Regions from separate parts of the Homo sapiens genome. Here region 1 is linked to region 2. Evidence: read pairs that join two places in POLR2A ChIA-PET (ENCODE). Cell type or tissue: Caco-2. All regions are shown on one strand. Links, peaks and the distances in the headings refer to the core of each region. The heading gives the core; the rest is flanking DNA. Region 1 overlaps RASGRP2 (RAS guanyl releasing protein 2). Region 2 overlaps NRXN2 (neurexin 2).

Region 1 (4,380 bases), core at 242-4,241, 59 kb before region 2:
ACGCCTTGCTTTTTGTTTTTTTTCATCTTTGTGCTTGTTTTCCACTTAACCCTTGATCACAGACATCTTTCCATGTGGATTCATGTAGAACTACCTCATTCGTTAGAACAGCTGCAGAGTATTCCACTGTGCGGTTAGTCCATCATTTCCCTAACCATCCTCCTGCTGATGGACAGTTAGACTGTTCCAGTTTTTCAGTATGATTCTATGCCAGGCTGCCATGAACGTCCTTTTACTGATCCACTCAGGCCAGTATTTCTGTAGGAGAAATTCCTAGAAGTGGGATAATTGGATCAAAAGATATGCACATTCTAAATTAGGAGAGAGACTGCCAAACTGACCTCAGACAAGGTTGTACCAGTTTGCACCCCCATCAGCAGCGTACAAGTGCCTGCTTCCCAACTTCCTCGCCAACAGTGGATGCTATAAAAAGCTTCACAATTTTGCCAGTCTCATTGGCAAATGGTATCTTGGTTAAATTTGCATTTCTTTAATACTAATGGGGGTAGGGTATCTTTTCATATGTTTATTGGCCATTTATTTCTTCTGTCAATTGCCTGTTCTGATTCCTTGTCCATTATTCTACTGGGTTTGTTGGTCTTTTTCTCATTGATTTTTAGAATCTCTGTTAATGGATATTAACCCTTTGCTGTTGAATGTGTTTGCAAATATTTTCTCCCTGTCTGTCATTTATGTTGTCTTTTTCCATATAAAATTTAAAAACTTTTGTGTGCTCAATATGTCAGTCTTTTCCTTTCTGGCTTCTTGGATTTGTGTTCTGTGTAGAAAGGCCCTCAGCCCCTCAAGATTATAAAATTATTATATCTTTTCTTTTTTTTTTTTTTTTCTGAGACAGGGTGTCTTGCCATGTCACCCAGGCTGGAGTGCAGTGGCATGATCTTGGCTCGCTGCAACCTCCACCTCCCAGGTTCAAGTGATTCTCGTGCCTTAGCCTCCCGAGTAGCTGGGATTATAGGTGCCTGCCACTATGCCTGGCTAATTTTTTGTATTTTTAGTAGAGACGGGGCTTTGCCATGTTGGCCAGGCTGGTCTCGAACTCCTGACCTCGTGATCCACCCGCCTTGGCCTCCCAAAGTGCTGGGACTACAGGCGTAAGCCACTGTGCTCGGCCCTATATTTTTTTCAGATAGCCAGTTATCCTAATGCTCCCTTGATTTGATGGACCACCTGGATCACACATTATGAGCCCCCTCATAAGCAGGTGGGAGTCTCAAGCGAGGGCCAGTCCCGATGGGAATAGCACTTGGTGGCTGAGGACCCTCCTATCTGTGCAGACACTGTTGTAAAACTTCACATGCATCATCTAATTTAATCCTCACCAAAATCCTATGAAATGTAGGAATGATCATTACACCCATTTATAGATAAGGAAACGGAGGGACAGGGAGATTACTCCGCTACAGGTCAAGAGGCAGGGAAGTAGAGCTGCGATTTGAACTGAGGTCTGTGTCTAGAACACGTGCTCATTCTTTCCCTAAAATGTATTCATAGGTGAAAAAGGGCTTCTGCGGAAAGCCCTGGGTTATGTGGGAAACCCTGGATTTACAGCTGTCTTTCCAGCAGGATGATGCAGGAGAGAGAGGGATGCGATTTCTCCCAATCTCTCCTGGTCCCAGAACTCATTAGAGAGTTCTCCCTGCTGAGGGCTCCCGACTGGTGTTGCACACAGTACACTTCGGGAGCCCGAGGCTGATGGTTCCATGGAAAGTACACAGTCATTTTAGTTTGCACACCAAGTGTGAAGTGGGCAGGACAGGCCACTGTTCTGAGAAGGAACCCAGGGAAAGGGACTGGCCCAAGACCACACACTGGTTAGCGGCACTTCCCACATCTGCCTGACCCCTAGTCCAGTGCCGCCTTTTCTTTACTCTGCAACAGGAGTCCAAAATCAGGAGTTCCATGAGGACACTGGGAACAGTGGGATGGGTTAGGCCAGCGGTGGATGGTTCTGGGGAGGGCCCGAGCTGAAGCGCCCCCGCAACTCCCCACAGGGATGGCTGCATCAGCAGGGAGGAGATGGTTTCCTATTTCCTGCGCTCCAGCTCTGTGTTGGGGGGGCGCATGGGCTTCGTACACAACTTCCAGGAGAGCAACTCCTTGCGCCCCGTCGCCTGCCGCCACTGCAAAGCCCTGGTGAGAGTCCCTTTCCCGGCTCACGGCCCAAGCCACGCCCCTCCAGCCCCGGCCCCGCCCTCCCTTCTGGCCCCGCCTCTGCCAGAGCCCTTCTCAAGCCAGGAAAACCTGGTAATTCTATTTGCCTCTCCTCCTGTGGTTCTGCCCGGGGCCCTGAGGCGGGCTCTAAAGCCCTAGTCTCACCCTCAAGAAGGAAGAAGTAGAGTCATCACCTCTAAATCCCTCCTCCCACCACGGCCCCTCCTCTATTGCAGATCCTGGGCATCTACAAGCAGGGCCTCAAATGCCGAGGTGAGATGGAATGACTGGAAGGGCTGCTGGGCAGTGTTTTTTTTTTTTGTTTGTTTGTTTGGGAGAGTTACTGTTTTGGTGGGGCAATTGCCAAGGAGTGAAGTACCTTAAAATCAGAGGCGCATGGCCGGGCATGGTGGCTCAAGCCTGTAATCCCAGCACTTTGGGAGGCCGAGGCGCGCAGATCACCTGAGGTCAGGAGTTCAAGACCAGCCTGACCAACATAGCGCAACCCCGCCTCTACTAAAAATACAAAAAGTAGCTGGGCGTGGTGGCACCCACCTGTAATCCCAGCTACTTGGGAGGCTGAGGCATGAGAATCGCTTGAACCTGGGAGGCGGGGTTTGCAGTGAGCCGAGATCACGCCACTGCACTCCAGCCTGGGCAACAGAGAGGGCTCTGTCTCAAAAAAAAAAACAACAAAAAAACCCCCAAAACCAAAACCCCACAAAATCAGAGGCTCAAGATGACTGATGTGAAGGGAGTGGCGTTTAAGAGGCCATTTATTTTGATGACGCAGCTGCCCAGGAACAGAGAACATGGGAGAAGGCATAGACTGACAATTAGGAGGAGGAGAACACTTTGGAAGGAGACTCTTATTTTGGTGGGGCAGCTGCTCAGGAACAAAGGTTCCTGGTAGGGGGGCACAAGCCTGCGGGATGGGATGGAGGGTATTCTGACCAATGTCCCTGGCTGGCTCTCCATTTGCTCTCCCCCAGCCTGTGGAGTGAACTGCCACAAGCAGTGCAAGGATCGCCTGTCAGTTGAGTGTCGGCGCAGGGCCCAGAGTGTGAGCCTGGAGGGGTCTGCACCCTCACCCTCACCCATGCACAGCCACCATCACCGCGCCTTCAGCTTCTCTCTGCCCCGCCCTGGCAGGCGAGGCTCCAGGCCTCCAGGTAAGAGGGAGTCATTCTGTACTGGCCTGTGGAGGGAAGGATGCAGGGCTACTGGGGCAAAGAACGCAGGATGGAAGCCATTCCAAAGTGCATAATTCTCTTTTTGTGGTGGGATAATAAAGAAGGGACAGGCCGGGCGCGGTGGCTCACGCCTGTAATCCCAGCACTTTGGGAGGCCGAGGCGGGCGGATCACGAGGTCAGGAGATCGAGACCATCCTGGCTAACACGGTGAAACCCCATCTTTACTAAAAATACAAAAAAAAAAAATTAGCCAGGCGTGGTGGCGGACGCCTGTAGTCCCAGCTACTTGGGAGGCTGAGGCAGGAGAATGGCATGAACCCGGGAGGCGGGGCTTGCAGTGAGCCGAGATCGCGCCACTGCACTCCAGCCTGGGCGATAGAGCAAGACTCCGTCTCAGAAAAAAAAAAAATAAAAAATAAAGAAGGGACAGGTAAGGGTGCCAGAAAGTGGCCAGGAAGCCCTGGACCTTCTGAGGCTGAGGAGAGAGACCCTAATTTATAAAGAGGTATAAAAGTGAAAGAGGCTTCAAGATTCCAGTTACAGTCTTATTTTGTTGGAGGGGTTAACAAAGGATTGGAGAAGGTGTTATATGAGCCATTGGCTTGCCTTTCCCTTTCTGGCTGCTCTGGAGGCTCTTCTGGGGAAAGTCCCTTGCCCTGATAATGTCCTGGCAGCTCTCTTGGGGTATTTGATGGTTTTAGGTCAGTTTGCTGAATGACAACTGGCCAAATGATTATTTTGCTGAGAACAGTCCGAACAACTATGTTAAACTGGGGTCTAAGGTAGTTGATCACAACTGTTTGGGTTGGCATAAGTCCTCAAAAAACAGAGGCAGGCACAGGGCATACATCCTCAAAAATAGAAAAGATAAATCCATTTGCATTGAGCCTTCCAGAAGTGCTGGGGTCTAAAATGTGAAATACACACAAAATTGACATTTAAGCAAACTGCGCTGACAAATCTGTGGCTGAAAAAGCTGTGGCAAAACAAAAACATAGAAAAAGAGCCTCAAAA
Region 2 (4,380 bases), core at 83-4,082:
TGAGCACTTCTTCTTGGGGGAGAGGGTGGATATAAAGCAAAAAGGCCAACCTTGAGAAGGTTGAGAAGTTCGGATTAGGTGTGATCAGGCTGATGGAGTTTGCTTGTACAAATAATGATAGTTCTTTGTACACACACTGGGACTCTTTGAATAGCTTTCCCCTTTTGAATATCATTTAAACTTGAATGCCTGGACTGCAAGTAGCAGGCAGAGATTGTTTCCAGTTAACAGATGGGGAAAGCTGAAGCCCAGAGAAAGCACCTTGCCTAGGGTCAGATAGCCAGATATCGAGGAGTTTCACTTCAGTTTTCTCATTTGGTGCTCAGAGTAAGCCTGGAAGAAATGGGAGCGACAGTTGTTAAACTCCTGTCACAGATGAGAGTCAGAGGTAAAATGGGATTGTTCTGGAAAAGGATAAAGGCTGAATGAGAGCCCAGGATTTCTGACCTCTTTCCTCTCTATTCCCAAACTATCAAATCCAGACCTCAGGATTCATGACAGGGCTGTGCCTGCTGGTTCAGTCCATCTTCATGGTGTGTCTTTCCAACCCGAGTCTCTGGTTAGCTTCTGCCCTCTCATTGAACAGGTAGCTAACCCAAACCCTTAGCAGGACTTGCAGTACCTTACTCAGCCTGGAGACCCTTTCTTCCTCTTTGTCTTTGTCCCTTATTTCCACCCACTCAATCCTAAGGGGATGCCAGGACCTTTCCCCTAGACTAGTTGCTCTTAACCACCTTTGGCTCATGGATACCTTTGAGAATTTGATGACAGCAATGGACTCTCACAGGAAAAAAACCCACGGAGGCAGTTTTGCACACAATATCAAGGGGCTTGGAATCTCCCAAGCTCAGCCAGCTTGCCCACAAGTTAAAAATACCCGCCCTCCGTCTTGTTCTCCCCAGATTAAGTCCCCCTCCCAAGGAGGTTAGTGACCCTGTGATCATCACAGGCAACTGATAAAGGCTCCAGAAGATGGCAGAAGGATACTTCCCCTCTTCCTCAGCCTTTCTTCCTAAGGCATGTGGACATGGAGTGCCCACCAATGTGGAGTTATTTATGGCCAGGACTTAGTTTCATATCCTGCACAGCCTGCCACAGGGGAGGTGCATGGAGCAGAAAGAGAGGTGGGGTCAGCAGGGAGGGCTGAGAGCCCACCCAAGTCACAGGCTGCCCCTTGTGTCCACCTCCAGCCAGCCTCTCTGCTCCTGGGGAGTACAGTGGGGGCTGGGCAGTGGGCTCCTGCTGCCTCTGCACCCTCTCCCTTCTCTGGCTGGACACAACTCTTCCAGGGCAGAAGCTCTGGCTCATTCCCCTTGGCCAGCTCAGTACCCACTCGGCCTGCTTGTCTGTGTTGAGTGGGTTGGCATGGGTTGGGTGCAGACACTCTGCTGTGTCTCAGTGATGCTGTTTGGAAGGAGAGAGCTGGAAGGTCCCACTGCCCTGGGTAGGATGTGGTATGTACGCAGGTGTGTCTCGGGGTTGGTGATCGGTGGCGAATGGGTGGTGGAATGAGTGTTGGGTCGCCTGCTGTTGAGGAAGGTAGAGTCAAATGTCTTTTCTCTTTATTTTTCAACCCATAAGTGTCTCTGTCCTAGTGGTCACTCCTCTCTCTTTCCCCCCATCATCGGAAGGAAGCTCTCCCTACCTGCACCCCACAGCTCTGTTGCCTCCATCTCTGCTCCTCCCAGTGCCCCTGCCCCGCACGCCTTCTTACCTGGCTGCCTTTCTCTGGCCTGTCCTGCTGGGTCTAGCCCTCACTCTGCTCCTCTAACCTGCATGTGTCCAGCTGCAGTGGCTGTTCTGTGTCGCACGGCCCCCTCCCTTCCCTCCTCCCCCACCGGCCCCACCCCTTCCAGAAGATGCGTGGGGGGGAGGTTGGGGGGCAGGGGCATCATGAACCCCTGGGGTGGAGGGGGACCGGGGGAATTATTCCCCTGTTTCCTGCTTTTACTAACGAACCTGCCATTTTTGTGTCTGGACTTTGATTCGTCTGAGGGAACAGTCGGGTTTTACTAATCTAAGTCATCTCCCTCCTTGCCTTCCCCAGAGACCTTCCTCCATTCCCTCTACCCTTGGCTTCCTTTCCACCCAGAACCCGTCCCCACTATCTCCCTCTACTCCCCACCTCTGGCTGATCCCTTTCCTCAGGGCACTTCCTTATGTTGTCCTTCCTCCTGCTACTCCACCCCTGGGTCATAAGAGGGTGATTAAGGCAGCCCTTTCCGGGTAGGGAGCACATGGGAGTGATCTGCAAAAAGCCCAAGGGGGTAAGGTGAGATTGTGCCCAGTCAGGAGGGAAACTGAGGAGGGTGTTTCCTCTTCTCTACCCCACACTGTCACCTCTTCTAAGTCTGAGAGTGCAAAGGGAGGGTGACTTTGGCAAAGGGAGTGGGATAGAGAGAGCCCATAGGGTGAGGGAGATGGCCAGTGGCTGGTGCCCTGGCTTCTGAGGCCAGTGAGGGAGGACACAGCTGAGGGGCTCAGGTGGGCTGAAGGCCAAAAGAGGAGATTCTCTTCCTGGGGAGCTTTGGGACCAGAAGAGCCCTTTCCCTGCGCTGAAGCAGGAGTGCACTTGAGTTTCTGTCACCAAAGTCACAGGCTCCTTAGGTATTAGGTTCATAGATGGGGATGCAGGCAGTGTGGCCCTGGGTCATAAGGCGATCTTTAATGACTGTGTGCTGTATCCCCTGGATTATGTTCAGATTAGTGGGGTTACAGGGACATGTCAGGCTGGTGCCTGCCCCTCAGGAGCTGACCAGTTGGGGTGACCAGACTTAGGCACAGGAAGTAATCAGCAGCCCAGTTCCTGGTCCCTCAGTGCAGCATCAGGCAGAGTGGAGGTGGAGGGCTGGATGGAGCTGAATTTGCCCCAGGGAGGCCCATTCAGCCTATTACCCACTCCCTGTCTTATCCCTGACCTTTCATCCCAGTTCCTTCTTCCCTTTCTCCAGCCCTTCTCTGCCAGGTCTAATCTCGTTTGCATGTTTTTGTGACTAATACTTTGACCCTTCCCTCTTCTACCCAGACCCCTACTTCCCAGCCTTAGGGTGGGGTGGAGGGAAGAAGAAATAAACGATAATGACCAGCCCTCCCCTCAAATAAGACTCAAAAGCTTTCAGACTGCCCCTTTCCACAAAGACACCCCCTTACCTTCTGCTCTTGAACCTAGTTACCCCAGCACAAGGTTTGATGGTTCCCAGGAGGTGGAGAGTGGGGCTTAGCTCTACCCTATTCACTGCGAGGCTCCAGCCAAGCACAAGGGGGACTTGGGGTCCTGGGAGGGCAGGAAGCTCCCTTACCCCAGTTCTGCTCATGTCCCTTTGGAGTTCCTCCACCTCACCCACCGAGACCATGGACCCCTGGAGACCAGTCGCTGGAAGATGGCTGGTGGCATGTGCATATAGACTGGTGTGGGTGAGGAGGGCATAGGATGTGACTGGAAGGCCCCAATCTCTAGACTGTTCCCGAAAGAGAAATGGGGTGAGCTGTGGCCTGCAGAAGCACAGTGTTGGGCTAACCCTGAGCCAGCTTCCTGTTGACCCTGCAGAGCTCTGCCTTCTTTCCCAGCTGACCCTTCCAAACCACTGCCTTCCTAGAGTAGGGGCTCGTGGTCTCATAGCCCTTGGCCCTTCTCCCACAACCTTTCTGGGTGTCTTGAACCTTGTGGGCTGCTTGTAGAGTTAGATTTTTTGGAGAAGGTGGGCATTTGCCTGGGGAGACTGGGAGAGTTGGAGAGTTTCCTGTCCTTGTCATGCCCCGCCCCATCTAAGATTACTTCTGCATTCTCCAGGCCACCGCTGAGCCCCCCTGCCTCCTGGAATACCAAGTACTCCCCCATTCCTGCTCATCCTGCTTTCTTACTGAACTTTCAGCCCAGGGGCAAGGTATTCATTAAGTTAGCCCTGTCCCCGTCTGTTCCCTAAGCTGGCCCTGACTCCCTGGAGTAACTCTAGTGGTGTCAGTAGACAAGGCAATTAGACAGGAAGAAGGAAGAGTGGGTTGATGTAGCTAAAGGGCTCCCCTCTCCTTTGGAGGCAAGAGAGTGACCTGAATATAAGGAGACCTGAGGAGTGAAGAGACAGACTCAGGAAAGGGCTAGAAGTGCAAACCTGGAGATTGGGCTGCAGGGGTGGAAATCAACCCCAATAGGCAACCCCAGAAAGTTTCAAGACTTCCCAGGAATATTTGAGTTCCTGCTCCTCACACTGCTATCTTCCATCTCCCTACTGGGTCCAGACTGAAAGACTTTCCAGCACCCAGCAGAGAGGGCTGCAGGTGAGTCTAAGCCACCAAGGTCTGGGGAACACCATTCTCTGGCACACTTTTGAAAGAAGTTCTGGAGTTACGTGTGTGTCCAGAGAGTACCTTCAGGAGAAGAAA

The links. ChIA-PET counts read pairs that join two places held together with the same protein. Peaks named below come from ENCODE experiments on the same cell type or tissue, not always from the same donor. Only the 100,000 strongest peaks of a DNase experiment are listed, where the experiment ranks them.
Region 1: POLR2A ChIA-PET joins it to region 2 with 5 read pairs; 13 of 35 experiments call an interaction of 5 or more read pairs at or near these places.

Annotation. Positions count from the first base shown.
Region 1 is chr11:64,727,827-64,732,206 of GRCh38, reverse strand. RASGRP2 (RAS guanyl releasing protein 2) reads left to right here. Exons shown (of 17, transcript NM_001098671.2): 13 at 2,013-2,154; 14 at 2,409-2,445; 15 at 3,165-3,344. Among named protein-coding and RNA genes, the nearest start is that of NRXN2, 6.8 kb to the right of the region's middle. In Caco-2, for the core only: no CTCF peak of the experiment used is centred there; a DNase peak (open chromatin) is centred at 2,196.
Region 2 is chr11:64,668,990-64,673,369 of GRCh38, reverse strand. The region is part of intron 7 of NRXN2 (neurexin 2); the gene reads left to right. Among named protein-coding and RNA genes, the nearest start is that of NRXN2-AS1, 27 kb to the right of the region's middle. In Caco-2, for the core only: no CTCF peak of the experiment used is centred there; no DNase peak of the experiment used is centred there.